Regions from separate parts of the Mus musculus genome. Here region 1 is linked to region 2. Evidence: chromatin loops called from intact Hi-C (ENCODE). Cell type or tissue: gastrocnemius. All regions are shown on one strand. Each heading gives the region's core, and the rest is flanking DNA. Links, peaks and the distances in the headings are about the cores only.

The links. A loop is a pair of places that touch in the nucleus more often than their neighbours do. Peaks named below come from ENCODE experiments on the same cell type or tissue, not always from the same donor. Only the 100,000 strongest peaks of a DNase experiment are listed, where the experiment ranks them.
Region 1: it touches region 2 in a loop (2.7-fold over the local background); 7 of 42 quality-filtered maps call a loop at or near these places.

The regions. Positions count from the first base shown.
Region 1 is chr9:75,189,568-75,205,639 of GRCm38, reverse strand. Myo5a (myosin VA) reads right to left here. Exons shown (of 41, transcript NM_010864.2): 30 at 15,640-15,740; 31 at 11,503-11,701; 32 at 9,440-9,514; 33 at 7,904-7,997; 34 at 4,222-4,368; 35 at 1,778-1,932. Among named protein-coding and RNA genes, the nearest start is that of Myo5c, 34 kb to the left of the region's middle. In gastrocnemius, for the core only: a CTCF peak has its summit at 8,094; a DNase peak (open chromatin) is centred at 8,157; H3K27ac peaks cover 2,107 bases.
Region 2 is chr9:74,896,497-74,912,568 of GRCm38, reverse strand. No RefSeq gene overlaps it. Among named protein-coding and RNA genes, the nearest start is that of Gm38678, 39 kb to the right of the region's middle. In gastrocnemius, for the core only: a CTCF peak has its summit at 7,510 (motif pointing left); DNase peaks (open chromatin) are centred at 6,470, 6,806 and 7,529; H3K4me3 peaks cover 203 bases.

The sequences.
Region 1 (16,072 bases), core at 3,541-11,540, 290 kb before region 2:
GCTACTGGATCTTTATCCTAGATGCTCTGTTATTCTGTTGAATAATCAGAAGACAAGGTGCCTGGAGCACATCCTAATTTCTCACAGAAACACTCAGCTAAAAGTTACATGTGGGGCTGGAGAGATGGCTCAGCGGTTAAGAGCTCTAGCTGCTCTTCCAGAGGTCCTGAGTTCAATTCCCAGTAACCACATGGTGGCTCACAACCATCTGTAATGGGATCTGACGCCCTCTTCTGGTTGTCTGAAGAAGGCAACAGTGTACTCACATACATAAAACAAAGAAACAAACCTTTTTAAAAAAAGTTAGATGTGTTTCTCTAGGTTCTCAAACTTCCTAATGCTGCAGCTCTTTAGTAAAATTCCTCGTTGTGGTGACTCCCAACCATAACATTATTTTTGTTGCTACTTCATAACTATAATTTTGTTACTACTATGAATTATCATTCAATATCTGATATTCAGGATATGTGATATGCAACCCTCACAGGGTTAGAACCCACAGGCAGAGAACCAGAGCTCTTCTAGAGTCACCAGGAGGATTATGTAAGGTAAGTGGCTACTGTGTGTGTGTGTGTGTGTGCAAATGCTTATGTCTGATAAGCATTTCTCCATTTTCACATGGAAGCAGGGGCTTTAGGTAACTAGATAATTCATGGAGTGAATTGGAGAAGCCAGGCGGTGGTGGTGCACGCCTTTAATCCCAGCACTTGGGAGGCAGAGGCAGGTGAATTTCTGAGTTCGAGGCCAGCCTGGTTTACAAAGTGAGTTCCAGGACAGCCAGGGCTACACAGAGAAACCTGTCTCGAAAAAACCAAAACCAAACCAAACCAAACCAAAACGAATTGGAGAATAAGGGGAACAAAAATTGAAAGAAAAATTTTAATGCCGTATTTTTTATAAGAATAAGCTACACATTATTAAATGACATTTATTTCAAGATCAGTATCATATTCTACATATATGGTCCACATATAAATATATATGTGTAGAACTGGTTTCCACAAAACACTTAAAACTCATCCATCCATCCATCCATCCATCCATCCATCCATCCATCCATCCATCCATCCATCCACCTACCTACCTATCTACCTACCTACCTACCTACCTACCTACCTACCTACCTACCTATCTGTTAAGCCAGGGTCTCACTGTGTAGACCTGGCTGGCCTGGAATTTACTCTGTAAGCCAGGCTAGCAATTCATAGAGATCTTCCAAATATGTGCCACCATGCCTGTCTTTGAATATTTTAAGTTTGGTCCCAATAAAACCTAAAGCAAATTATTTCTGTCTCTGAAGAATTACTTTGCTATGCAATTAAATGCAATAATAATAAAATCCATTTTGATTACTGTCTAATCTGAACCTGTTCTGAAAGAAGGCATTATGACAGGTCCCCAACAGTGGTGGCCTTTGAGAAGTTGTGGCATACTTAGGATAGGCTTAGCTACACTACAGTCCAGCCCCATTTCTGAATTAGTCTTTGCTTACTGCTCCTCTGCAAAGGGCTCACACCTCTTGAAGCTCTGAGCCCTCAAAATTATCCTTCCTCCCTCAAGTGCTTCTGTCAGTGTTTGGTCACAGTGACAGGAAAGCAGCTAACACAGAGGGTACAGAGACTGTTTCCTATAGTTGGAGCTTGTAGATATGCTGAAAGGCTGGAAGGGTTACAGTAGCAACTGTGCTAAGTCTAAGGAAGAAATAGTAGAACAAGAACAATAGAAAAAGAACAGACTATCATTAACAATCGTGAGAACGGCAGAATGTGGAACTGACCTTCAAGACTTTTTTGATGCTGTTAATTGTTGATGTCAGCAATGATCTTACTTTCTGATCATCGTTCAGATAGTCAGCATGTCGTACACACATAAACAAGATATATGCTGGTAACCCTGGAATCAGATTGACAGCCACACCACGTGGCTTTAGTTCTGAATAAAGAAAAAAGGAAAAACAAAATTATGTAATTCTGGAAGTCTTTGAGGCATGTTTTATGAGATGAAAGCACAGTTGTGTAAGAGCTCAATCATTCAGAGCAAGTTATAAAAAACAGTATTTTAACAGTTCATTAGGGAAATTATTGACTATGGCACATACCTATATAAAACTTATATATCCTGCCCTGACTTTTCCCTTGAAGTCCAGTCTTGTTTATGAACTGTCTTCCTGATGGCTCTGCTCAGGCATGTCAAACCAAGCCTCTCCCAAGTCAAGTTCTTCATTCTCCCTGACATCCATTCTACTAATGGACCCCTCCACTTTCAGTTTCTCAGGTCATAAACCTCATCGTTTTAAAACTCCTTACTTTTCTTACACCATGCACCCAACTTATCATCCTGTTAGTGCTCCCTGCAAAATACAGCTAGAATCTAGATGCTTCTATTCTACTCCCCAGCTTAGGACATTATCTATCACTTCTTGGGTTGCTAGAAGAGCTTCCTAACTGATCTCTTAGATCCACCTCCTAGTCCCAGATAATACTAAATATTGTAGCTTTTTGCTTAAGAAAATGCACATTAGATCATGCCAATTTTGTTCAGAGAATTCTTCAAAGAGCTTCTTCCCCCACTTATAAGATTCCAAACCTGAACTGTGCTCCACACCGTCTAGCCTCTCTTCCTCAGGCTCAGCTCACTGCCCCAAACAACTCTCCTTGTTGATTGCTTAACATGCCATGGTTCCTGCCCAGGGCCGGGAGCCCACAGCCTTATCCTTTTTCTGCCTCTGATGTTCTTTCTTCAGACATAAGAACAGCTTGTTCCTATTCTCTTTGGCCACTGTGAGCAGTACATCCCATCAAGGAGTGTTTCCAGACAACTTTATATAAACTCTACACCCATCTTTACTCTATCCTTTTTACCTTTAAACCACCAGCCCTAAAACCTTTTGGCTAAGTGATGATCATGTTAAAACTGAAGCTCTCTGAAGCTATTTATAGTACTAAGCTGAATGCCATGAAGCTGAGGAATGGTCAATTAGGTGTAATTACCAATCCCATGGTAGCTGGGAGGAGAGAATGGCAAAGGCTGAAGGTTTAGCTCACTACTACTTAGAGGCTCACAGTCAAGGCCTTGTGCTCCCTGAAATGCCTCTTCTACCTTTTACATTATCTCATCCTTTCCATACTCTGCTAGATTTTTTTCCTTGATTTTTTCCCACATTATTGAAGTGTTTTCCTAAACCATTAGCCATAAATATTCCTAGGGATGAAAAGAGAAATTAAAAAACCCAAATGGCTACAACAGTGGCATTCAACTGTGGTTATAACTGGGAATGCACAAGACATTTCCAGAATAGCACTAGAGTTGGCCCAAGTTCTTTTCCCTGGAAGCTTCAACTTATTTCAATTGGGGTAGGAGACTATCAACACTTTTTTAAGAGTTTTCTGAGTGGGCTGAGGATGTGACGCAGAATCTGTCTACTATTCATGAGGCCCTTGGTTTGCTCCCTGACTCCTGCCAAAACACAACTCACACATATTGGTCTTAGTGGAAGTACACATAGGCCTTAGCACGTGGGAGGTAGAGAATGAAGGACTATGAATTCTAAGTAAGCTTTTGTTATATATCATGTTATAAGCTAGCATGGGCTATACATGAGATCTTGTCTCAAAACCAAAACCAAAATTTTCTGAGTGATCTTAACATGAAACCAGAGCTAACTGGCTTGGCTTCAAGGGAGCCTTACAGATGGATCCTAGACACATGTCCCACACTGATGCTGAATGCTCAGTAAGGACTCCACCACAGCTCTCTAATGTAGTATGAAGTGATGACTCAGAGACTTCAGAGCTAGGCCTGCCAGTGGATCCTGTCTATGGCCTTCAACGCTGAGAAAGCTGAAGCTGAGTGGTAACTCCCAGGGCCTTTGGACAACATGACAGGACCACTGCCTGGACAACACAACAGGACCACTGCCTCAAAAGAAGTATTACAACTTAATTTTTAAAAACCATTTATTTGTTTTGCATGTGCTGTGTGAGGGCCTGTGTGAGTGTCTGTGGAAGCCCAAGGACAGTCTGCAGGGCTCTGTTTCTCTCAGAATAGAATAGGCCTAGACTAGCCTCAGATCATCAGGCTTAGCAACAAGCACCATTGCACAATCCTGACAGTCAAGAAAATAATTTAAAGAGAATATTAAATCAGACTTCAAACCTTAGTGACGAGTGTTTCTAGCACTGCCCTGGCTGAGAGGAATCTTCCCATGGAGAAAGCACTTGCCTAGAATCAGGTTCTTCACTAGCTTCTGCTCATCCTCCCTTTTGTACTCCAGCATTCCTTGGAAATCCTTTTCTTTCCGGGGAATGTTGACTGGCCGGATAGGCTCATCGATGATCTGTCCTGGAGATATGTTCTCCATCTGCCCCACTTCAGGAGAAATAAAAAAGGGAGAGAAATGTTCTTCAGGAGGAAAAGGGCTCCATGCTCTTGTAAAGCAAGCAGACTCTATAAGAACCGAGGCTCCTCATCTCTGCCATTTAGCTTCCCACTCCCATTTAAGATGTTTTTCCCTGCTCAAACTGGGTAAATAGCAACATTAAAGGGTAATTTTGCTCTGACAGCTTTAGAGCCTGATACACAGGTAGTAACATCAAAAAGCTACCCAAAACCTGGCAAGGGGTTATGTTTTGTGTCAGATTTACTTTGAAAGTATCCACAGCATCACAGAAAAGTCCCCACATATACCACTTAACATATTTGCTAACAAAAAGTAGTTAAACTCATGATTAGCTAATTTTCAGACAATTTCTTACAAGTAGAAAAATTCTGGAAAGACGGATCTAGAGCAGAGAAATCAGAAGGCCAAGGTTCTAGATCTACTATCTAACAGGTAGGGTATTGAAGGTTGAGGTTCTAGACCTACTATGTAATAGGCAGGGTGTTGAAAGCTGTGGTTCTAGAGCTACACTATCTAACAGGCAGGGTGTTGAAGACTCAGGCTCTAGACCTACTATGTAACAGTCAAGGTGTTGAAGGCACAGGTTCTAGACCTACTATTTAACAGGCAGGATATTGAAGGCTCAGGCTCTAGACCTACTATGTAACAGTCAAGATGTTGAAGGCTCAGGTTCTAGACCTACTATCTAACAGGCAGGGTATTGGGTAAATAACTTATAGTTCTAGGGTTTTGTTTTGTTTTGTTTTGTTTTTTAAATCAAAAAAGTTCCTGGCTTCTAGGATACTTTCAGGTCTGACTTTTTTTTTTTAAATGAAAATCAAGATATAACACCTACTCCTGGATTAAAATAGAGCACCATGAAGACCAGATTTTGAAACACTCTCTACTTAGCTGCATAATTTCTATTTTCCATTTTTTTCTCTTAAAAAGTGTTTTATAAAAAGTGTCCTCAATTAAATATAGTCCACAGGAAAGGCAAGAATCTTGCTATTTCAATTTAAGGCTAAAGGGTTTAAATGTTTTAACACATTAAAAAACATTAATATGCATTAATAAACTTTTATTAGATGGTGCTTTGTTGCACAAAGACTGGTATTTTTCTATAGAACACAGACCCAGAGAGAAAGAGATGAGTGTCAGAAGAGTGTGTCACGTTTATTCACTACTTTGGCAGGGTGTAGACAATGGACACCTAGGGAGGTACCCTAGGCATATGAGCCTATTTCATTTTAGCTAGATGCAAATAATTTAACTCAAAATATAAATTTTCTTAAGAATAAATATGACTTTTTCTTATTTAATCCATGAGCTTCTAGCATAAATACTATTTTTTGCTTGGCTATCAGGACAGTTTAGCTGAAAAGTTTGATTTCTAATTGATAATAGCCCAATAGCATCTTGAAATATCTTCTCTCTTTAATTACATTTCAAAGCATACCATTTAAGAAACTGATTTCAAATGTGAGATAAAAACGGTTTTTATATTTATTCACATTCATTAATGTTGGCAAAGAGCCACTAATTTAATAACCTTACAGGTTAATACCCTTATAGCAGAGTTTTTACAAATACTCTCCTGTCTTGCCATGGCGTCAGTTCAGTGTAGAAAGTTCTCTGTAAAAAAGAACCTGGATTTCTAAGTACTGCTGATAAACATTATAGCTCATATATATAAACCTGGGGTTTGAAGCTTTTTCTTCTTGTATTTGTATGCATGGAATATATGCATGTTCATGTAAGCATGTAGGTCGATGCACATGTGTGTATGTGAAGGCTCAAGGTTATATTGGGTATCTTTCTTCATTTATCTCTACCTCATGTGTTGAGAGGTAGAGTCTCTCCCTGAACACAGAGCTTGTTGTTTCAGCTTGTCCAGCTAGACAGTTTGTGGGAAATCACCTGTCCCTGGCACTTTAAACCTAGGATTGCAGGCAGTGGTCATGCCTGACAGCAGCTTATGCAGGATTTTGGGATCCAGTCCTCACAGTTTTATAGCAAGTGCTTTATACACCAAGGCAGCTCCCCAGCCCCTGGAGTTTCACAAGTTTTAATGTAATATATGAATAATGTAATGTTAATGGTCTATACAAAATATGTGGTTATAAAGTAATTGTTCTGATATCTAAACAAACATTTCAGTATTTGCATATTAATGAGAGTAATAACCTCTTTGACATTAACATCTGTGGCACTATATGCTCTAAATATTTTTAAAACTTATTTATTCAGTCAAGAATAGAAGGGTTATCAAAGGTCAGAAACTATGTTCATTGTTGTAACTGTGAAAAATAAGAGGTGATTTCCATGCCCAGAAAGCTCTTAGTCAAGCATAGAAACCAGTAATTCAAACAGAAAAACTGCCAAAAATTTAAGAGTGAAAAACCATAGAAAGTATGAACCAAATACAGAAAGCAGGTCCTGAGGTTGGTGGTGCGATCAGGATGCTTCTGAGGATGTGACAAGTGCCTTTAGTTCCACAGAATGAGCAGGGCTTGACTGGGACTGCCAGACAGACGGAAGAACAGTTATGACTCAGTGTGATGGAGTGGTGGGCTCTTTCTATCCTTTGTGCCACATGAGAGTCACAAAGATGACAAGTAGAGAATATGATAGATGGCCAGGATGAGCACATCATTTGTGGTTAAAATGGCTTAAAGGGAATTTTATCTTTGAAGTTCTGTTCCTCAGGTGCCTTGAGATGTGAGAGGGTGGCTGGAATGAACTCAGTGGTTGCTTTGGTCTCACTCACAGCTGGATCTCAAGCACCTGCAACTGCACCAGCACCTAGGCACACGCAATAAAACTTGCTGGATGATCAGACTAACTCACAGGACAACAGCAGTATGCTTCCATGGATTTTTTTCTCAAGGAGCATACCTTTTTTATATAGAAATGATTTTAAAAATCATGTTTCTTTATAATTATAATTCATATTTCCTGATTAATTTCTTTTTTTTTATTAGGTCGTGAGTTCTTTGAGGATACTCTACCACATTCCCTTTTGTAGCTCTAGTGGTAACAATTAGATTGTGTGTAGCAGGTATGTTGCTATTGCAGATGTGCCGCCCACATTAACTCATTCAGTTCTTAGAGACCATGTTTGAGAGGCACCATTATCATTCCCAGTGAGGATGTGGGAAAACTGAGGCATGGAGAGGCTCAGCACCACGCACATATTCTGAGCCTAGTAGGTAGGAGAGAGGCACAGGACTTGAATCAAGAAGCTGGCTCTAGAATCCTTGCTCTTAAGCACATGCTGTACTGACTAGGGCAGACTCTGGCATGTGTTAGCTGTTTGTTGAATGAATTTTCTCCCTTTGTAACTTACTGTTATGTTACTAGGAAAATTATTCCCATACATAGAAGAATTTTTCATTCCGCAGAGGTTAAGATTGTCAAAAGTAATTTTGATTATTTTCTCTAAAAACTCACCTGTAACTCTCTACCAGGTCACTAGCAATGGACATAAAATTTGACAAATGCTGTTAAAAAATGTTTAAGTACCTTCTAGTTCACCAATTTTTTTGGCAAAGACTTTCAGTTGTTTCTTCAGTTTCCGGACAGTTTTATCCTGCTTTTCAAGTTGTTCCATCAGATCCTAGGATCAAAATGAGAATTATGTCAGAAAGATGAGAACAGGCTCAGCACAGGCACAAAGGGCGCACAGATGGAATCACAGCAACACACTGTTAGTTTCACATAAAAGCTGCAGGTGGAGCCACCGCCTGGCTCAAACTGGCAGACAAAGGAGGTGCAGCTCCGGTGATGGCAAGGCTTTGACACTGCGGTGAGTGAAGGCAAGGCTGACACTGCAGTGAGCTCCTTACAGCTACAGCCTACAGCGTGATGGAAGCCTCCCAGCAGGCTCCTATGGAAACATCTCAGACTCACTGTCACTTGTGAGGGGGACTGGGCAAAGATGAGCTCTGATGAGTGCATACAAGGTCTGTGAGAGCTGAGGACAGCTGCACTTAGGAAAAGACTGACCCTCCGTGAGTAAAGCACAGCTATGCGTTACCTGTTCTAAACTCAGCCTTAACGCCTACGAAACATGAAGAAGTTGGGGAAACTAAAAGTAAGCTGAGCCAGGTGTTCTGGCATACACCATTAATTCAAGTACTCAGAAGGCAGTAGTGGGTGGATCTCTGTGAGTTCAAGGCCAGCCAGAGTTACATATAGAGACTGCCTTAAAAAAACAAGCCAAACAAAACCAAATCAAACAACAAAAAAGTAATAACAACAAAAGGATAAAGAACTTTCTGCTACATAGCATGAAGGTACATGACTATAACCCAAGTACCAGGAAGTCAGAGAGAATTCAAGGCCCGCCTGGGTTGTAGTGAAAGCTTGCCTCGGGGTGGGAGTGGGGTTCTGCTGGCATAAGACCCAAATGCCAGGTAATAAAAGATACCCACAAATCTTGCACAATATATATATTTAAAAAAAATGAAGTTTGAGTGCCTAATGTAAAATGTGAAAAAGAGAGAAAGAAAACCTGTGTTTTTAAATGGAAGGTAAGATACTGGCTTTATTTAGTAAAGAATTCTCTCCAAGGACAGGCAGTTAGATACTCAGGAAGAGGGAAGTGGGCATGACCAGACTAAGAAAGCTTCGAAAGGTCAGACATGAGTCAGTGGAGCTGGCTGGGGGTTGCCACTGAGTCTTAGAGAAGAACAGCATTTGATAATGCTGATTCATTCTCTAGCTTGCTCAGAACTGGGCTCAGACATCTGACTAGTGATTCTGAGGAAACAGCTGCTCACATTCCCAGTGCTGGGTTATGCTTCCTGAATTTGACTCTATCTTTGAAATCAATTGCTTCCATCACACTGTAAGCCTTGGGTTAACAACAAACCAAACACAGTGGACACGGGACACCAAAAGATAGCTGGCTAAAGATAGCTGTGGGGGGTGGGGGGAAGAGATTTTGTGAATATTTTTGAAGAGACCTCCTGGGCAGTGACAGACAGCAGTGTGCTCTTCAGTTAGAGAAGGCTAGAAGTAGCAGAGGACAACAGAAAAGCACTGTGTTTTACATACAATCATCCTTTTGTAAAGTGAAATCCGATAGGATTGATACTTCTTAGGGTCATCTGCATATAATTCCTCAAAATACTGAAAAAACAGGTACAATGGATATTTGTTTCTTGTGTCTTTGAGCAAGTGCTACCTCTCAGCAAAATTAACTTAAAAATACTTTAAAACACATGTAACGAAACTATATCTACTCACAGGTTCCAATTTGCCACCTGCTATTACCATGTATAGATGAGTCTCTATTTCACATGAACAGTGGAAATAGGTGATGGCCAGGATGTTGTCACTAGAACAGGGAACCATAGTGACCAGAGAAGGCTGACGTTTCAGTTCCCAGCATTTTACTGCTCCCTCACATGTGACTCTCTCAAGCTGCTGCTTGTCCAGTCACTATCAGAGCAGCAAGGGCAAGGAAGGCAATGACATAAAAAGGCAGGAAGGAGCACTGCTAGCACCCCGGTCCTGTTTGCAACTTGTGGAGCTGGTGAGAGGCAGCATGGGGAGACCTGTGAAGCCTGTGCACCTGAGGAGTAAGAAAGCCATTCCTATGTGTGCTGGTGTGTGTTCAGTGTGTGTGCGTGTGTGTTCATGTGCAGCAAAACTTCAGAAGCACTAAGCCCAGACGTGCTTACCTTAATATTCTGCTCAAGTGAATCCTAACAAATGTGTAATTAAAACTGAGAAAGAATATCCTTTCATACACTTGACTTTGATAATATTCTTCAAATTAGCAGTCAGTGTAACGAATGGCACAAGCAGATGATCTGCAAAGGATAGCCTAAAACAAACTAACCAGAGACTTCTATTTTGAGTGTAAGGTTTGTTCATTTCTGAGTTAGATACAAAATACTGATAGTACAGAAGAGTTATAAGGGTGAGCAACACTTGATTAACTTAGTGAACAAATTTAGAATCTGCCACCCAGAAACAAACCCATTTCACACACTGTCAGCATTTTAAGGCAATCACTCAGAAGCAAAGAATCTGTACACTGATCAGTCAGTATTATTCCACATATTTATCAATTAATCATCAACAGCATTGTTAGTCATATCAGCAAAGAGAGTAAAACATAACTTTTGAAGAACATTTTCTGACTCAGAAGCCGTCCCTATCAAGGTGCAGTTGCTCTGAAAGAGCACAGGCACCGTCCTTGCTCCTCCCCAACTCCTACCACGGAGCTTCATACACACAGTAGACTGGAAAGAAAACACTTTTTCCAATCTAGGTAAAATATGGGTGAACATATGGTGGTAGAGAACTATCTGTACTCTCAGTTATCACTAATGGAATTAGACCTTCAGAGAAATTCAGACACGTCTTACTGTGGATCTTAAAAGGTATTACTTTTTCATCTGTCACTAGAGAACAGATTTTATGCAAAAATGAATAATTATAATCTTTAACTGACTTTTATGCAATAAGTATATCTGTAAAATTTACATAGATGTAAATGTGATAAAGAAAAATATAGAAGATATTTTATTTTGGTTAAAAAAAATGGAAGGAATAAGAAAAAAGAAGGTCTTAGAGAGTCTGTGTGAGCATTCAGAATCTGGAAGGGGAACAGCAAAATCACCTTCCTCTTTACCATACAGGCTCTGCTTAAAACGAGAGAATGTGCCAAGTTCAATTCTAGTCCCTCTGCCCCGTTTTAGAAGCTCTGTATCCAGTGACAACACATAGCTCCTGCTTGACTCAACCAAGAATCTTCCCTGGCTTGTCGGCTAGACAGGCTGGAAGGCCTCCTCCCTGGATGCCTGAGATCAGAGGAAAATGGTCTGTAGCTGTGTCTCCCTGCCACTCAAAGCCTAGCAGGTAGTCAGGTTACTCTCTTCCGGAGACTCCAGGCCAGACCAGACACTCCATGTGAGGTCTGAGGGGCTCAACTGCTCAAGAGACTGCTATGAGAAATAGTCGGTACGATTTTATTATTTTGATTCATTTCTACCAACACATTCATATTTTCCTTTCTATTAGGGACAGCAGAGTATCTTTCCCAAAAAGAAAAGGCTGTGCTTTTTCTAAAAGAACATACAGCAGAGGGTCACTGCCCCTCTCCTTACCAGGTTTTCATTGGTCAGCCGGGTGATCTCATGCTGCAGGCTGGCCTCAATGCGGGCCTCAGGGGGCAGCTGCAGGTTCTGGGCCAGCAGCTGCTGTTGCCGGTTGTTTTCTTCCTTTAGGCTCTGGATCTCCCCACGGAGGGCCTCAGCCTCATTCTCATGGCTTCTTTTCTGTGACTGTAGCTGGGATTCTAAGAGCCTGTAGAGAGGCCACACAGTTTGTAGAGTAGTTGAGTTCACACTAATGGGTACAAAGCTACACACTCCTTTGAAAGAAACAGGAAAAGCAGATACTCTATACCATCTGTGCATCTCCTGACCCTAATAATGTCATGAAACTCAGATGCCAGTAATGGAAACTAACTTGTCCACATTTGTATCTTTTTGAATTGTATGAAGTTCTCTTTTAATTGGCATAGATAGTATCATTGCCAATAAACAAACAAACAAACAAACAGCTGCATTATGAAGAGCAAGATTATATACTCTCAATCTAATAAAATAGACCTTTAGAGACATAGTCATTGATTTCAGGCACAGGTTGAACCAGAATAATGTTTAATATTGCCCACTTATCTAAGGACAGAAAGCTGGCGCACTACTTGGAAACCCATAGATTTATCCAAATCCAGTTTAGTGGTTTTGTAATTCTTTTGTGTGTGTGTGTGTGTGTGTGTGTGTGTGTATGTGTGTGTGTGTGTGTGTGTGTGTGTGAATGTGAATGTATAGAGCTGTAATATCTCTCCCCAAGAAATTACATATCAGTAATGGAGTCCTAACAAGATATAAAGTTATAGTCAAGAATTAACTAACATGAAGAAAAAGGCATTTAGTCCCAATGTTATTTGTTACTAACTGCTGAATAAACTTACTGATGCCATTGTGAGCAAACTATAAATAGTGGACTAAACATTTTAGCTATTATTTATGAAGTTTCAAGACAGAGTCAACCAACAACACTGTGGTTAATGCCAATGGTTATGGTTAGAACAAAGCAGAAAAAGCAGAACCCAATTTAACAGTATAAAATCTTAAAATTGTAATCACTAAAATGAAAAATTTGATGGGATTTTTAAGATACAGACATTGTTAGGACTGATAAATAAGTTAGGGAGACACAGCTAATTCTATGTGGTTTTCCCTGGAAGTGAGCTGCTGAGCTCACGTGGTTATCCTGACTTCTTTGCTCCAAATCTCACCGTAACCAGAGAATGCTGAAGCAGTCACTTGCCACTGCTCTTGGGCAGCCTCACAACAACGAGAAAGTGGCCAAATCTATTATAGGAACGTGTATCCCAAATTGACATTTATTACTAATAAACTACTGTGCAGGTAGCAAGTGTCAGTGCCCATGCTCCAATAACTTGTGCTTCAGCTGGAAGACTGTCTTCCTCAAGCCCTAGAGAGACTCATAGCCTTTAGATAGCCACTGCTGACAGCACTGTGGATTACAAGAAGCAACTGTATTCACCTATAATCAATTTTAGCCTTAACACTATCTGTTAGTAGAGAAAAATTTAAAGAAGCTATTTGGCTGCAGATTCTAAGTTTTATTGAGACTTATTGTCTCAGGAGGATAATAAATGCACGAGACGCACAAAGTCAAAGTTGTGAGTCCATGTTAGTGAGAAAAGCAAGTTAATAACAGTCTATTTTGAGGTGACATATATAACCTGTTGGCTTGTTTTAACCCTTCATAAACCATCCAGAGCTCTCCATCCTCATTCAACTCCTGGTAATCCATAGTAGATGATCTTCCGTGTAAAGAAACACAATGCAAAACACAAAAGGACACAGGATGGAAATGAGATGATGGTGGTCAAGAAAAGCACACGATACTTCAGCATTTTACTAAGTGAAGAGGGCCATTTTTAGTAATTACAAATGACTTTACAACATTACCACAAAATTACTTTCATTAATTAAAAAAATGGGGGGGGGGGTTAAGCAGTTGTATCATAGACAAATGAAGGGTTTGGAGCTTTTCCTGAAGAGAAATAACTGGAAAACTGAGACACACATTCAATTTATAATGTTTTATGCGGCTAGCCAAATGACCTTATGTATTAAGGATTACATTGAGGCTAACCATAACACATGTATGATGTGAAAACTCCAGATGCCATATCTTCATGTGGCAATTTTCATAATCTATTTCAAACTATAATTTTCAGTTTTCTGGATAGAATTTATTTTAGCATAATAAAATCTGATTCACACTGGGTGGTGGTGGTGCACGCCTTTAATCCTAGCACTTGGGAGGCAGAGACAGGCAGATTTCTGACTTCAAGGCCATCCTGGTCTACAGAGTGAGTTCCAGGACAGCCAGGGCTACACAGGGAAAGCCTGTCTTGAAAAAACAAAACAAACAAACAAACAAAAAAATCTGATTCACATGTAAACTTTTATACAAATTATTATACAAATAACATAAGAACATATTCAAAGTTCTCAGCTTTTGACATGGTTTAAAATTTTTGGATAAAATTAAAGATCTTGATAAACTGTCTTTGTATTAGAGGTGGATCTGTTTTCTCTTACTAAAATACTATAGTATTTCAGAGTCCAGGTTCTTAATCTTGATATACTTTTTTGCTATGTTCATATAACATGAACTTGCCAAAATTCTATTTTCAATCTACCATCTCTTCCTAAAGAGTTATCTCTTTTTGAGGTTGTATTTGAATTACTATAGTGATGACTTTATAGATCTATGATATATACCTCAACTGCACAGTGGGATTTCTCTTCCTTGATGCCTCCTTGTCTCCCAAAAGTCAGAATGTGTAAATTTACTCACCATTCACTCTGGTCTCATGCTCATGAAATGGTATCAACACATCCAACCGCGTCCCCAGACGCCAAGCTTCCCTATGACCCATTCACACACCCGACAGACCACAAGGTTTATTGACCTCGTTTTCATATATATCTTTCCAAATGCCCCACTTCTTTCAACCCTAACTGTCACCACCAAGCCCAAGTTTATGGAGTGCTGTAGACCAAACCTAGGGCTTTGTACATGCTGGGCAAGCATTTTACCAAGCCCAAGTGATTATGGATTATGGCAAAGCCTCTTAACTGGTTTTGTGCTTTAAATCTTACTCCATTATAATTTGTTCTCAAATCGAACAGCAAGGCTAGCTTTCTGAATCTGTTACATCATTCTATGTAAAACACTTAACTTCTTTCTAATATCTTTAGACTAAAATTCAATGTCCTCAGTCCTGTCTCTGAGGAGCCTATCACCTCTGTGAGGAGAGACTGCATTACTTGTCTTCCCACTGTGTGGCGTAGTGTCTGGCATGGGGCAGGCACATTCCAGACCTGCGGTGACTGAATAGCTGAGTGGATGGATGGACACAATTCCCTTTCTATAATAAGATACTCTTAAGTATAAAAGTTTACAATTAATTCATAAATTAAATTTACACTTAACCACATACTTAAATAAGTATTCTGTACTTTTGCCTGTAAATAAAGAATAAGCTAATGTTTCCTAAGGTGTATATATTTAATTTGTGGGTATTTATGAACTGTTTTTCCTCTGTGGTCATCACTGGCCATGCTTTCTCAAAATGGTCAGCATGTAATTTTTTTTTCTGTTTAGTGTACAATGCATTAAGTTTCTGTTCAGAAATGAAGTAAGGCTAAGAGCTGCAGGTACGAGTCTCCATTTATCCCATCCTTGAAGTTGTGGCGCCCTTGTAGAGCTGTAGTGTTACCACTGCTGGGATTCCAAGCACATACATTTTCATTTCTCTTCATGCTACATTTCAATTATTGAGCACTGTAGCTTCCTCTACAAATCTTCAAATGGCCATCTTGAACCTCTACTATGAAAGGATATACTCAGTCTATTGAGCAATGGATTTCTTCTCTAGGCAGCTGAAGGCCAAAGCCCTTGCAATAAACATATCTTCCTACAATGTGAGTAACATTTCCCCTGACACCAAGTGTCACTATTTACCTGATATTACTAATGATATTTTAAGTTAGTTTATTCTAGAAACCTTAGGTTCTTCTTGAAGATGTCCATTAAAGCAATTGATTAGTCCAGTGAGTTCCTGCACAAGAGATTGGCTTGAAGACTCAATTAACACAGTTAAACCAAGGTGGATGAAAGGCTCGACTTACCTGTTTGTTTCTTTCAAACCAATATATGCTTGTGCTATTTCACCTTTGTCTTTCATTTTCTGTACATCTTCTAAAAGAATTGTGGAATCTGTCATTGTATTCTGAAGGGAGAAATGATACATTTCCACATGAAGGCTCAGCTTAGGAGCTCTGAGTCACATATAACGTATTCTTTTCACTTCAGTACTTAGTGTATAGCACTTGACACCCAGCCTGATGACCAGAGTTCAATCTCTAGAACCCATATGGTGGAAAGAATCTAGTCTCACAAGTTATCATCTGATGTTCATGTGTGTGTCTACACACACACACACACACACACACACACACACACACACACACATCACTAACTTACTGCCTCTAAAAAATATCAAATTTAGCATCCCCAAAAGGTTCATTCTCTTTGTGTAAAAACATGTGTTTCAGTCAATGT
Region 2 (16,072 bases), core at 3,998-11,997:
AGGTAAAGGCAGGTGGATTCCAAAGTTCAAGGTTACCCTTGACTACACAGAGAGTTCAAGTCAGCCTCCATAAGATACTCCCTCTCTTTCATATATATATATATATATATATATATATTGGTTGTGAGTCAATATACTATGTATATATTATATGATATATATTTTATATAGTAATGATATTTAAAATTGTATATAAATATTGCATAAACTTTAAAATAAAAGCCAAAGTAGCTGAACTCTGTTATGGGTTCTGACAAATGAGTCACTTCATGCTGTTGAAGGAATGAACAGGGGACCTAAGTGACAGATTCAAAGGTTCAGTAGCCATGTAGCCTCTGGTCATAGGAGTCCTATGACTTTGGGCTGCATTTCTAACAAGCTATCAGATAAAACACAGCTGGGGAGAAGGCTGAGTAGGCAGGAAGCCGGGGGAGTGGGCAGACAGGAATGGAGTCATAAAGAAGGCAGCCAGCCTGTGGCTGAGAGGACTTGGGAATCTGGAAACAGCTCTCCTCCCCTCCAGCCTGAGGGGCTTCCTGGAGGGTACTGAGAATGGACAGACACTAGCTCTCATACAGAAGCCAGCCCTCAGCTTGTCCCGTCTGAAAGATTTCTGAGGGCTCAGCTTGTTCTTAGACCAGTGGTGAACTCCAAACATAATTCATTGCTGAAAAAATATGACTCTTTTGTTTGTTTTCCAAGACAGGGTTTCTCTGTGCGGTAGCCACAGCTTGGCCTTGAATCCCCAGAGATCCGCTTGCCTCTGTTTCCTGAGTGCTGGGATTAAAGGTGTGTACCATCACGCCCGGCTTGATTTAGACTCTTGAATAGGGTGTTTTCTGAAAGGCCTTTAACAGGCAGAGTGTGGTGGCACAGGCCTGAAACTTCAGCTAGGGGAGAGGTGGAGGCAGAAGGAGTTAAGATCTCAGGGCAGCAGCCAGGGCTACATCGAAAGAGCCAGGGCCTGGACTGGCAGAGCAGTTAGGTTCCCAACACCCAAGCCACATGGCTCACAGCCATGTTAACTCCAGCTCCAGGGGATCCAATGATCTCTTCTGGTCTCTGTTGGCATCTGCATGCCACACACACACACACACACACACACACACACACACACACACAGAGAGAGAGAGAGAGAGAGAGAGAGAGGGAGAGAAAGAGAGCACTGCGAGTTAAAAGGTCATATCATGTTGTAATCAGAATTAGTTTTATGATTATTTCTTTTGAACCAAAGCCATTCCCTGCTTTTCTCTTAAGGGTAAATACAATGACCACTAACTGGGAAGAAACTAGCATGATGTCCTAGTCCCGCACACAGGCTGAGGGAGGTTTGTGGAGATAGCATACTTGCTTGATATTTTTGTACCAAATCTGAGGGTGGTGGGTCACACCTACAATCCCAGCTACTCTGGAGGCTAGGGCTGGGAAGAGCATCTTAGTTCAGGAGTTCAAGGCCAGCCTAGGCAACACAGTGAGACCCTGTCTCAAAGGAAAAAGACAATGTTAAGTCATTATTCTTTCACTTTCTGTGGTTTGTTTGTTTTTAGATTTATTTATTTTATGTATGTGAGTACACCGTAGCTGTCTTCAGACACACCAGAAGAGGGCATCAGATCCCATTACAGATGGTTGTGAGCTACCATGTGGTTGCTGGGAATTGAACTCAGGACCTCTAGAAGAGCAGCCAGTGAGTGCTCTTAACCACTGAGCCATGTCTCTGGACCAACACTCTCTGTTTTTTGAGACAAGGTCTCATGTAGGCCAGGCTGGCCTCCAGTTCACTATGTAGCCAAGACTGGCCTTGAATTCCTGGTCCTCCTGCCTCCATCTCCTAAATGCTAGGATTATAGGCTTGTGCCACCCTGCCCCGATTCTTCACTCTGCCTTGGGAAGAAAAACCACCCTCCCCCAATTTCCAGAGATCATTTGTGTGTAGTACACCTGCTTCCGAATACGCCCATTGTACTGCAATGGGATCAATTTCCTGTTGAATTGGTTTGTCCCAGACACGTGCCAGCCAGCCTTATGACTAATGCACACCTTAAGAAGCCCTAAATAGCTGACCTGCCATTCTGGTTTTTGGTAATAGGCCTATATATATCTGGTATCTCTTCCTCATCGAGCTGAGGCAGCTGATATGGAGGTAACTTTCCTGTTCCTTTCCTACAGGGACATGAATGAGGTTAGCTGCCCCAACTCTACTTCTGTGTCAGAAACAAGTTAAAGGAAGTATCTCCAGGACTCCCAGGGGGCTGAGGATATAATAGCTCAATTGGTAGAGTATTTGCCAGCTTGCACAAAACCTCGGGTTTAGTCTCTAGAGGTGAAGGCAGGAAGGTCAATGCCATTCTTGGTCAGTTAGTGAGTTCAAGGCCAGCTTGGTTGAGAAGAGACCATTTCCTAAAACACACACACACACACACACACACACACACACACACACACACACACACACACACAGAGAGAGAGAGAGAGAGAGAGAGAGAGAGTGAGTCAGAGAGAAAGAGAGAGAGACAGAGAGACAGAGGTGTAGCAATTTTAGAGGCCAGGAGAGGGCACCGAACCCTCTGAAGCTGGAGCCACAGGAGGTTGTGAGCACCCAGATGTGGGGGAAAGAAACTGAACCCCTTTGGAAGACCAGCAAGTGCTCTTAACTCCTGAGCCATCTCTCCAGCCCTTTCGGCGGATTCTTTGAGACGAGGCTGTTCACCAAACCTGGAGCTCACGGATAGGCTGAAGTAGGTGGTTAGCAAGCAAGCCCCCAAAGAGCCTACTCTTTCTGCTTGGCCAGCCCTGGGATTTATACGCATGGGCCACCTCGTTGGCTTTTTGTGAGAGATCCAAACGCAGGTCCTCATGCTGGCAGGACAAGCACCTTGCTCACAGTCACCCCCAAGGTCACAAGCAAAGATGTTCTACAGGCGTTCAGGCACACGCACAGCGCCTGCCCGCCCGCCCGCTGGCATTGCCCTTGCCTTTTAGCTGACGTGAGTACGTCCCAAGTGTCCCTGCACCTGCCTCCACCCCCTTTATTTATTTGTTTGCTTTCGAAGCTTCGTTTGGTCGGAAGATCCTTGTGCTTGGGGACTCCGGCATTGCCCGGTTCCCTGCTCACCCTGCAGCACTCAGAGGCTGGCTGGGCTCCAGGATGAGTCAGAGGCTCGTGCCCCACACACTGGAAAACAAAGGGGGTTTCCAGCCTTTGTATTCCAAGGTGCTGAGCTTCGGTGGCGTGAGCAGGTCACTAAGGTGATGTGTATTAGATACAAGCTCACAGAACAGAGTGTTTGCTCCCTAAAACCTGGGCAAATGTTTCCAACTGGGTTCATAATAAGCTTCAGGTTCAATTAGAGGCTATTGAGGCCATGTGTGTGGCTCAGTGGCAGAGCGTGTGCTCAGCGTGTACACGGTCCTGGGTTTTGTCCCCAGCACCACCCAAAGAGGAAAGGCATTCATAGCTGTTGAAGACCTGGAGAATCCGGCCTCACCTATCTTTGTTCTCTCCCATCTGGATCTGTCACAGGTTTGTGGTCACCAGAAAGGTTGGCCCAGGAGCATACTAAGAGTAGAGTTAAGGCTGAGGGTCAAAAAGTAGACCCTAAGGCTGGGGCTGTAGCTCACAGCAGACTAGTATCTTAGCATGTGTTTCAATCTCCAGTACTAAAAAAAAAAAAAAAAAGGTTCATGAGCACACCTCCTAACACAGGCACACATACACAAATACACACACACACACACACACACACAGAGACACTCAAGCAGACACACACACAAAAGCAGACACACACAGACAAATACACACACAAAAGCAGACACACACAGACAAATACACACACACAAGCAGGTACACACAGAGACACACAAGCAGACAGACACACAAATATCTACACAGACACACACATACAGACACACACATACACACAAGCAGTTCCAAGAAGACAGAAACATAGACACAAGTAGGCAGACACACACATAAGTAGATAGTCACACACACACAAACAGACTGACAGACAGGTAAGTAGGCAGATATAGATACACACACAGACACATAGATATAAGCAGACACAAGTAGATGGACACACATACACAACAGACTGACAGGCAGGCAGACAGGCAAGCAGGCATGACACACATACACACACACACACACACACACACACACACACACAGAGAGAGAAAGAGAGAGAGCTGAGTCAAAGAAAAAGCAGGAGGACACTTGGTGATGGCTTTAAATATCCTGGTAGCTTTTGTATAGATTTCTCCCAAATTGCCATATTCTACACACAGTTACAAGTAGCCCCCTCTCTGTGTGACACAGAGTGGGATCTGTGTTTCCCAGGAGGAAGATGAATGTAGTCTCACTGAGCAGTATATGCATGCGTGACACTCTATGTGACTTAGGTGTTCATCATTTACAGAAGTCAACTCTTCTGTGTAGCACTTTTTCTTAGAGTGGCTGAGGATGAGGCTTCGTCACTAGAAACCAGGAGTAACAAGCACACCTGTAATCCTAGCTCTCAGGAGGTGGAGGCAGGAGGATCAGACATTCAAGTTCAACCTTGGCTGTATGGTGAGTTTCCCCAGCGTGGGGTAATAAGATCCTGTCTAAAAGCTTAAAATCCTAACACCTCAGAATATTTAATCTGGATACGGAGATACAACTTCCAGCTTGCAGAAAATCAGTAGAAAAAGTGCTGGACACAACCAAGTGACCTGGCATCCTTTGGGACAGGTGACCCCGTCTTCAAGGAGTCAGAACATGACTAAGAGGAGTTTAGTGGCTTGAGAAAGACATGAAGGTTTCAGGTCTATAAAAAGCAGGCACATTGTATGGTCTTATACTGGATACTACTTCCCACAATCTCACTATAAAGAGCATTTTTAGGGACAATTTGGGAAATTTTAACATTTACTGCAAATTATATAGTATCGAGGATATAAATGCACAAGTTAATTTGGTTAACTATGAAAGATGTTATTTCGACTCCAGAAACGTGTTTTTATTTTTATTTTTTAAAATGTGAACCGAGTTTAAAAACCAACTTTCTCTCCCTTTCCCTGGAATTTTCAGCCTTTAAAAGGAAGGCGACAAGACCAGGGTACGCGTGGCTGTGCTGCAGTTTTATTCTTGTTCTGGCGACCTGAAAGCAGGTGTTAATAGTCACAAGTGGGGCCAGATTCATGGGGAGAAAAGAAGAGCAAACTAAAGTGTTTGTGGACGGACACACACACACACACACACACACACACACACACACAGCTCTCCTGTGCTGCCTCTGTGAGTGGCTGAGTTCTGCTCAGTCGGCTGGCTAGTGTAGGCAGGACCTGTGTTACAGGAGGCTTCTTGCACCACAGTCTGGAGAGGCCTCTGACCCACATCCTCTCACACTCACCGGAGCTATGGCAAGGCACTCTGCAGCAAGAGACAGGCACACCCTTGTTTGCATCATGTGTTCCAGGCCTCCCAAGTTCAGGGACCCACTTCAGAGGTAGCAGGAAGCTCTGTGTTAATATTATCAGAGGACTCACCCGAGGGTGGGAGGGCAGTTGAAGTCTCTCTCTAGAGTCTTTAGTTCCTCCAGCCACACAGACCTCAGAGCTATGCCTTTAACCCCTCCGGAGAGCCTCAGGAGGGAGAATGTATAAACTTGGCCTTGACTTCTTGGATTGTGCAGTTTGGAATAAACCTTGAGATTCACAGACAGTGGCCTTGGATGTTCTCAACAGGAACCAAGAAACTACGGATGAAGTCAACTCCAAAAAGCTCATCTGTGCTTGGCTGAGGTAGAGCACACCTGAAATCCTAGCACTCACTGTGAGGCTCAGGCAGGAAGAGGCAAAATTGGAAGCCATCTCGGGCTGCCTAGTTAAGTTCCATCTTAGCTTCCATAGTGAGACTGCCTCAAACAAAACCAATACAAGCGAAAAGAAATCCCCAATCTACCCTCACATCTCCTACGTTTGAGCCGCAGACCGTCTGGGTTCTGTTCACTCAGAGAGGACTGGGTGTCCCACACTGCTAGGAAGCAGGTGAGAAATAGCTGGGTATTCCAGTGTTGCTCTGGGAGCAGGCAGGGATGCCCCTCCACCAGTTAGCAGCAGGCTGTGGATTAGGAGTGGCAGAAAGGATGTCTTTAAATAGGTTTCCGTTTCTGTTTGTTTGGTTTGAGGCTTGGTGATGGAGGTCACTCTGGGAGAAGCTTGGGACATAGCAGAGACTTTGGGCTTACATTTCGGCACCATCGCCCTTCCACTTCCATGAAGGGAAAGAACAAGGTTGGCTGGGCAGGGTAGAAAAAAAAAATGAGAAACAGAAGGATCTCTGTGCAGGGAAGGCAACACCTGCAATATTATTAAAGTATACTTTAGGGCTGGCAGTGTTGCCCAGTGGTAGGAGCATTTGCTCAGCGTGTGCGAGGGGGGCCCTGGGTTCTGTTCTGAGCACCGATAGGAATGATAAACACACCTATGGCTTAGTCCTCCCTGGAGTTCAGCCCGGCTGGCACAACCCAGCTTGACGAGGACTCCTTGGCGCTCAGTGTTGGAAAGCATGTGTCCTAATAGCCACACACCTCCTTCATAGTTAAAGGGGTTCTTGCTTTGTGAGCAAAATGTGCCTATCCAAGGTCCTAGCTAGATTAAGGTTAAGTCCTTCAGTGGACACTTGGTAGCTTGCTTGCTTTTGGTGTGTGTGTCTGTGGTGAGCATTAAGACAGTGTTTTGCCATGCATCCCAGCCTAGCCTTGAACTCACAGCCAACCCCATCCCCCGCCCCCCGGGTCACTGTCCGATCTTAGGATACAGGTGTGTGTACCCTCGTACCCAGATAGCCTGGGTGTTTTAAACACATTGTTTGGCTTCCCAGGGCTCTGCAACTAACAAAGAGCTGAGCTCACCAGGGCAGGGTGCTGACTTGAACAACTTCATGCTGAAGTGAGCAGATTTGGTTTGTGAGAAAATTGAATGAACCCATCCCAGGTGTACAATTATAGGGGAGAAAATGTGTGTGTGTGTGTATGTACAGGTAGTGCATTTATCTATAATACAAATATAAACTTACATAAATTTGTTTATAATTTTGTTTTTTAAAAATGACTTAAGGAAAAATGAGAAAAAAATGATGTGATATATAGTTTATTGGACTAAAACATTTGGGAGTACCTTTTGCTACTTTTCAGAAGTGTGACCTTGGGCACTTGGGGAGTCCTCTGAGAGCACCAGACAAGCCCTCTCTTGGGCTCCTTCAGGACAGTGCAGGCTGCAAGAGGAGGAAGGGTGTGGTGGGTGGGGTAGATAATTTAGCCTCGGAACTCGACATCACTGTTTATTGCCTCATTCTTTTGTACCTCGTCACCTAAATGTCCATAAAAACTGCATCTCCTTGTAGTTATTATACATCACACAGTGATGTCACCTGCTCTAATGTGAGCAGAAGTTATCTCAACATTTTACAGCCCTCCCTCTTTTTGATCCCTGGGTCTTCCGAGTTTTGTTGACAAGCATGTGGTCAAGTGCTGCCATCTAGTGGTCAAAGTCGATATAACTAAGACGCAGAGCTCTGGGAAAGATTAAGGAAAGGCCCAAGCCTGTCTAGCCTTTTGACCCTGGACACATGGTCATTTACAAAGTTTAAGCTGGAGACTACCCACTTGAGTTACAAAGCCAAGCGCACACACACACACACACACATACACACACACACACACACACACACACACACACACACACACACACACAGAACTCATAATGTTTTAACTATGTTTCCAATTTCCTTCCATTGCTATCTAGGGCTTATTTCCTCTTATTGATTTTTATAACCGATTTTATAGTGACAAGCATTTGTATGCATGCTTCATTGTGACCGGGCCTTTTTTCGTTCTTTTAGTTACGAGTGCAAATGGAAACTGTATGAAGAACTTGATGTGAAAGTGTCAGGTTGGTCTCTAAAGTTCCTGAACTTCTTACACTCTGGTCAATGACATGATGAAACTTAAATTCCTCTAGGGAGTCTCCAACGTGAGTTGAGGCTTTATTTATTTATTTTTGGTTTATTCATTTCTAAAACAGGGTCTTGCTGAGTAACTCTGGCTTGCCTAGAACTTGCTGTGTAGATCAGGCTGGCCTTGACCTTGTTATGGTCCCCCTTTCTCTGCTTGCCCAGGGCTATATGACAGGCATATGCCATAAGGCTTAGATTTAAAAAGAAAATGCTCTCCTAGCTGCCAGAAAGTGATGTGTCATTACGGTTTTGATCTTCATTGCCTTAGTGATTTAATATGTTAAGCATGTTTTATGTGCTTGCTAGCCATTTGTGTGCCTTGTTTTGAGAAATATCTACCCAGGTTATCTGGCCAATTACTAGCTAATCTTTGTATTTCCAAGTCGTTTTCTATATATGTTGCATGGTCCATGTTTCATCTGGGCAGCTCTTAATTCTAATTGGCCAGGTCTCATGGCCATGTTTTTATGACTCACCTACCCGATAGAGTCTTCTCCTCTCCCCACCTTCTCTCTCCCTCCTCCTTGATGTCTCCTCAGACCCCCAGTCCAGGAAACAAAACAAGACCCATCTGTCTTCTGCCCAGCGATAAGCTGTAGGCATCTGTATTCATCAATGGGGCATAACTTGGCAGCAAGATGACATAGCATCACTTGAGTTTGCGTTAGACTCTCCTCATCGCTGGGGGCCACCAGGCCAGTATTTAGCATTACAACACATAGCAACATACTAAACCTCAACTGTCCCAGTAAAGAGTGCCACTCATAATTGGGATGGGTGTACACAGATTGCCCAGGGACTGGTATCCTAGGTTCTGTTAAGTTCACAATCAAGTTTACAAATATTAACTGTAGGCATATATATTTTTTGCAACCTACTTATAATAAGGGTTCAACCTCTCCTCTAGCCCACCCCCCAGCAGAGGTAGTGGAAGAGGAAAGTCATTAGGATATGGGGAACGTGGACCTGTTCAGCAATAGCTCTTTGGGGGCGAGCTCAATCTTTTTTCTCAGCAGTTCAGTCCCATAGCAAACACCAAGTAGGATTCAGCAGCATCAGTCCAGTCCTCCAGGCAGGCAGACACCACACATGAACTGGCAGCTACAGCCCAATCCTTTCGGCAAGCAGACATCATGAATAGACTAGCTGCCGTAGCTCAATCCTCAAGGAAACGCAAGGCTCGCTAACCAGCCTGAGGCAAGGCCTCAGAAGCTGCAAGCTGTCTCAGGAACCTCATGAGCAGTTCTTTAGCAAGTTTCTCTCAATGGTGTCGTTATCACAAGTTGAGGTCAACAACTCAATGTAAGCTGACCCAGTATATGTGTATCATTAACAAAGAATAGCAAGGCAGAGCAAACCAAACCAATGCTCTCTGCTTGTCTCCCACTGTCTGTGGGGTCATATTTATACTCCTTCATCACGGGTTCTTTCACATGTTTGCTATATCAAAGCATCCTTTTATCCGTGTCTGCTTTAGCAAGACATCCTTTCACCTGTGTGCCCCAGCAAACCATCATTCGACATAACTAACTGTCCAAAGAAACTAGAAGTTTCCACTTTGATTACCAGTCACTGGTAGGAAGGTGTTTGGTTTTGTTCAGGCTGATTTCTCCTAGCTCAGCTCCCAGTTCCACAGCCCAGTATTCATCTAGAAGCCTGTGTTTTGTCAATGTGATTGTTGTTTATAATCTGTGAACACCAGGAAGTATTCTGGATAGATGTGTGTGACTGTCCAGGTTCCCAGCAGTGTCCTGGAAGTTTCTAAAGCATGTTATGAAAGTCATAGCTGCCTTTCCCTTTTTGTTTTTAACTCAGCTTTATGGGGTCTCAGTGTGGCCGGTACTTCCAGCAACTGTGATATTAAACTCTTAATTTTCACTGTTCTTGACAAAGCCCCCAGGACACCAGGACAAGCTCCAAGTGTCAAATAAATACATATCCTGTGAATAGAGATCTCGGGGCTTCTTGTTTTTGTAGACAAGGGCTTTGCTGACTGGGTGTCTCCCCAGCCCTCTGGTTTTCTCAAACACTCACTACTCAGATTGTGGCAAACCCATGACTAATTCCTACGGCTGACTAAGTTGTTTCTGCCAGTGTCCTTGTTGGTTTTGTGGGAGACAGACTTTGGGGAGCATCTCTCCCTCCCCTGGTATGCCTAGGGCCCCTTTCAAGTCACAGGTCAGTGGAGACCAGCTTCAGAGAATAGAGACTCTTCTAGAGCCTCTATTCATGGCTACCTTCCTCATTCGGTGTCTGTCTGCTTGAACAGAACACGAGTGTCTTCATGTGGTTGTGCTACCCAGCAATGTGCTGGGGAAGAGATCCATCTACCCTCTCCTGAGTTCACTTCTTGAGAGCATCATGGCTCTGTGTACTCAGTGAGGTCTGGAGAGAGCTTACTGAGCACTGAGGCTCTGTTGTCTTCTGGTTCATTCATTCTAGATGGAGCCTTGCTGTAAGTGTCAGGTCTAAGGCACAGCAAAGCAGAGGTGATGACCGATCTCTTGTGAAGAGTGACCTCACTGGATGTCTCTGGGCAACACAGACAGTGTGCTGACCCACTAAAGAGCACTGTGGTGTGTGGGAGGAAGAGTATGTGCCTGCGTGTCTGTGTGTGCACACGTGCGTGCGTTATAAAAGGGGTCAGACAGAAGCCAACATGGAGATGAGGAGTGGGAAGCTGTGCTAGAGAGTCACAGAGAGGGAATGGGGAACTTCCGGCAGTCAAGGTGCCTCAAGGGTAAGGCATTGGCAGATGGCAGTCTTGCAGGTGATGACAGCTGAAGGGTGGATGGGTTAGTATTCCAGGCAGAAGCCTTCAAAGGCTGAGGCAGTCAGAGCAGAGAGAACAAACCTGGGGAGTGGCCCAAGCTGGGGAAGTCAGGAACAGGACAGCTCTTATAGTGCCTCTTATGACCATCCTTATGTACTTGGTATAGGGTTTAGATAATGCAATGATTAGTACGGCAATCAGTATGAATATAAGGAACACGAACTCTATCCTAAATGCATTAGATAGCCAAGGGCTTTTCTGCCAGCTTATTACCACGATCTTATATGTATATGTATACATATACAATATCTTGCATATATGTCTTATATATAATCTTATATATCTATATGTATAATATACATGTATGTATAAATATGTATTTGTGCACGTATATGTTGTATAACCTAATATGTTGGTTGTTGTTTTGAAACAAGCCTTCTTCTCTGTAACCTAAGCTGATCTTGACTTCATAACCATCCTCCTTCAACCTTCTTAGTCTAGGACAGCAGTTTGAGAAACCCGTGAGTCTCAACCAGTTTGAGGGGGTTACATATCAGATATCCTGCATATCAGATATTTACATTATGATTCATAGCAGTAGCAAAATGACAATTAAGAAGCAGCAATGAGAATGATTTTATGGTTGGGTCACCACCTAGAGAGCGACAGTTTTAGCAAGGTTGAGAACCACTGTCCCAGAACCACAGGTGTGTCACGCTCTGCCTTCCTTAGGGTGCCCGGCTCTTAACAGTGCTTTTCTCAGAGTGCTAGTTAAGAGAGGACGCCATCTGTAGCTTATGGCCAAAATTCTTGTCTTAGAGAGAGAACTTTTGAGGCCTTACTCCTAAACAAAAATCTTTAAAGATGAAGCCAAATGCAAAATTCTCCGGTTTCACATTCCCTTAAGGGTCTGGCTGACACCACAAATTCTGTGCTTATGAATCCAGCAACTGCATTGGGATTAGAGGAGAAGACTGAAGGTCGAGTGGCCCTTAAAAACCCGGAAAGACAGAAGGGTGAGGCCTCCCTTCCTGCACACAGTCAATGGCCCTGACCTGGGTGGAAACTGGAAGGCCTGCCATAGAAGGACTGCTCTTAGCAATCAAAACTTACACTAATTTCAGGGCTTTAAAAAGCTGTTGGTGAGGGGCTGAAGAGATGGCTCAGGGGTTAAGAGCAATGACTACTCTTCCAGAGATCCCGAGTTCAATTCCCAGCAACCACATGGTGGCTCACAACCATCTGTAATGGGATCCGATGTCCTCTTCTGGTGTGTCTGAAGACAGCGACAGTGTACTCACATACATGAAATACATAAATAAATCTTTAAAAGAAAAAGGAAAAAGGAAAAGAAAAAGAAAGCCATTGGTGAGATGGCACCACAGGTAAAGGCACTTGCTGCCAAGCCTGGAAGCCTAAGTTCAATATTCAGGACTTAAGGGACTCTGGCCAGCTCAAACATGGCAAACATGGCTCTGGCAAGCCTTGCCCTTCTGCCCAATTCCCTCTTCCTTGTTAAAAATTCAACAGACAACATCCCTAAAGCAAGCCATCAAGGTCTATTCCCTTATTAGCCACTTTTTCCACCTGGGTCGACTACCAAGGTCCAGCTATCAAAGTACCAAAGTATTCAAGTCCAGCAATCAAAAGCCCCCATCGGCTCCCATAATTAACACATTCCATTAAGAGTAGATGCCTCGGGGCTGGTGAGATGGCTCAGTGGGTAAGAGCACTCGACTGCTCTTCTGAAGGTCCAGAGTTCAAATCCCAGCAACCACATGGTGGCTCACAACCATCCTTAACAAAATCTGACTCCCTCTTCTGGAGTGTCTGAAGACAGCGACAGTGTGCTTACATATAATAAATAAATAAATAAAATCTTAAAAAAAAAAAAAGAGTAGATGCCTCATCCTCACATGGGTTTTTTCCTTGTACCTTTTAAACTGCCACTTTCCTGTGGGTCACGTCTGTCTGCTCTCTAGAGGCAGTCCTTTGACCTCCAGAGACACATACTTCTCCTCCCTCTCCCTTGTTCCCTTCTCCTGCTCCCTCATCCTCTGTCTCCTGTCTTTGTCTCTTGTTCCCTGCCCTCTGTCCCTCTGGGGCAAACATATCTCATTTGTGCTGAGAACTGGGTCTTGAGAGTCCTGGGCCGATACTTTTCCTTTCAAAGACCCTCATAATGGAGGGAGAAAATCGATTCCTGTAACATTTTGTTTTCTAACCTTCACAAGTACACTCTCTCTCTCTCTCTCTCTCTCTCTCTCTCTCTCACACACACACACACACACACACACACACACACACACATCAATGTATTTTTTTTTTAAAGAAAGATTCAAGACAGTGACCGTTCCTGGAATGTTTCTATTTGGGGGGGGGGGCAGGGTCTCACTATGTAGCCCTGGCTGATTTTGAACTTTGCTCTGTAGTCCAGGCTGGTTTTGAACTCACAGGGATCTGCCTGTCTCCGACTTCCCAAGTGCGGGGGCTAAAAGCATGAGCCGTTGTGCCTGGTGTCTTCTGATGTCTTTTGTTCCATTTTCCTGGTGCTTGTAGCCCCAGCATGCTTTTGCTATGTTCCTTTTCAAACTTACCCATGGTTTAAGCCATGCTTAAAACTGGGGCTTCTGGGGGGGGGCACCTTTGGGAACCCTTTCTAGGAAAGGTTCAAGATCAACTCAACTTTCAAATATCACCCAGGCACATGGCTGTGTCTCTAATGGTATTCTAGTGCTTAGTCTTTTCAGCCGGGAGCCTCTACAGGCCCAGTCCCCTGGGTGATTGGAGGGACTTTGCACTGCTTTACCCTGAAGCTTCCCCACTACCGTGGCAGATATCATGCAGTGAAGGATGCTACTAAAGGCATTGTGTCAAGAGAGCAATTCAGTTCTTATATTTAAAATATGTAAAATATGATAAACTTGGGCCAGAGAGATGACTCGGAGGGTAAAGGCAGCTGCTGCCAAGCCTGGTGACTTTGAGTTCCATGTCTGGGACTCACACTGTGGAAGGAAAGAACTGATTCCCACCCCTACCTACCACTGTCCTCTGATCTCTAGTCATATGCTTTAGAGTATGTATGTGAGCACACACACAAACACACACAAAATAAATTAATTTTAAAAATGTAGTAAAAAATGTTAAAAAGAAAGCCCTGACTTGAGAATCAGTTGTGGGGGTTTGAATAGGCATGGCCCCCATAGAGTCATGCGTTTGAATGCTTGGTGGCCCACGGGGAGCGGCACCATTAGGAGCCTTGTTGGAGGAAGTGTGTCACTGTATAGTGTGAGCTTTGAGGTCTTATTCATATGCTCAAGCTACACCCAGTATGAAACACAGTCTCCTCCTGGCTGCCTGCAAAATACAGTCTGCTTCTGCTGCCTGTGGATCAAGATGTAGAACTCTCGGCTCCTCCAGCACCGTGTCTGCCCGCACGCTGCCATGCTTTCTGCCATGACGATAAAGGACTAAACCTCTGACACTCTAAGCCAGCCACAATGAAATGCTTTCCTTTAGGAGAGTTGCCACGGTCATGGGTTTCTTCACGGCAATGAAACCCTAAGACAGTTGTTTTCGTTGTGGCTATGCCAGGGATTGAATGGGGAAAAAAAGACAAAGCAAGCCTGCTTTTAACAGGTAAGCTAAGCGTCACCTAGGACTGACGGAGACTGAGCTAAACTCTACTTCAGTAAAAAAAACCTGTAGGTTTCGACCCCTTTGGGAGTTGCATATCAGATATCCTGCATATCCTATAACATTACAATTTAAAACAGTAGTAAAATTGAAGTATGAAGTAGCATTGAAAACAATGTTATGGCTGGGGGTCGCCACAACATGAAGAACTGTATTAAAGGGTTGAGGCCAAGTACTCTATGTGTGTCTTGTTCTAATCTCCATAACAACCCAGTAATGCAGGCAGGTCCATTTTACAGAGGAGAAACTGAGATTGGGGGGGGTCGTTTGCCCAAGCTCACATTCCTAGTGGCCAAGTACAACAGGAAGTCTAAACCCACTTCCTCTTTTCCTTGAGCTCTTCCCCCAACCTGTTTTTACTGGTGTGTTGTCACTGTTGAGATAGGGGTCTTTGCTATGTTTCCCAGGCTAGCCCCAAACTCTTAGGCTCAAGCCAACCTTCTGTCTCAGCCCCACCCCTCATTGCTGGGGTGACAGGTCCAGCCACTATATCCAGCTCTTATGTCTTAGTCATTCTCAAAGATAGCTCTAAGCAGTGTATGACTCAGGGCTATATAACAATTCCCTGTCTCAAGATAAAATAAAATCAGGATTCTAATTCTCCAGCCATCTAGTAGCTCCAGAGACACTCACGTATACAATCATTTGGCATATTCGTATTGTAGAGAACTGGAGGACCCTTAAGTGCCAGCCTCTCTCAAATCATATTTTACTTCTTTTACAAGACCACCTGGCTGTTAGGAATGGCTCACCTGTAGAAACAGAAAGCCCCACTTTAAAAAAGATATCCTCCTGCAGGCAGCCAGGAACGGCAAACACCTTTAATCCCAGTCCTAGGGAAACAGAGGTAGACGGATGTCTGTGCGTTTGAGGCCACTCTGGTCACGTGTCTGGGAGTGGGAGTGGGGAAAAGATATCTTCTTGCCCCACTAAGCAGTATCTGTTGTTAAACGATTGTGTTCATCCCCCTAACTTCTCCCAGAGCTCCGGAAATATGAAGGAAGAGGGGGCAGAAAGGTAGTAAGAGCCAGGGGTCCGGGAAGGACCGCCGGGGAGCAATGTCTACCTGAAGTGACTGAAACACTGCACTCATAAACAAACACACAGTAGCTGTGATTGCCTAAGACCCGGACAAGATCAAGCCAATCGACATTCTGGCATGGATGGGGGAGGGGCTCACAAGCTCCACCCCTAGCTGAGGAACTATGGACCACTGAGGGCGGCTGGAGGAGGAAGAGTTGGTTTCTTTAAGGGTTTGGCCCTTGGCAGGTTGGCTATGTTCCAGTGAAAGGCCCCACACCAGTGAGTATATGGGCAGCACAAACTGGACTCAGTGGGTTATTAATAAAAATACATTTAAAGTTTTGTTTTCTTATTCTTTCTTTAAGTGCAGCCCTGGCTTGGGTTCTTAGGCACGCTATTCTCTGACCTTTGCCCTTCCCCCAGAGAAAATCCAGAGAAAATCCAGTGTGCTCACCCAGCACTGCTAGTGGAATAAAACGAAAGAAGGCAAGGAGTGTCTAAATTTAAAGTGCTGGAAAATCCAACATTTTATTCACTACATTTCGGTGACTACACAAATGCGGAAACATCGTAACACTGGG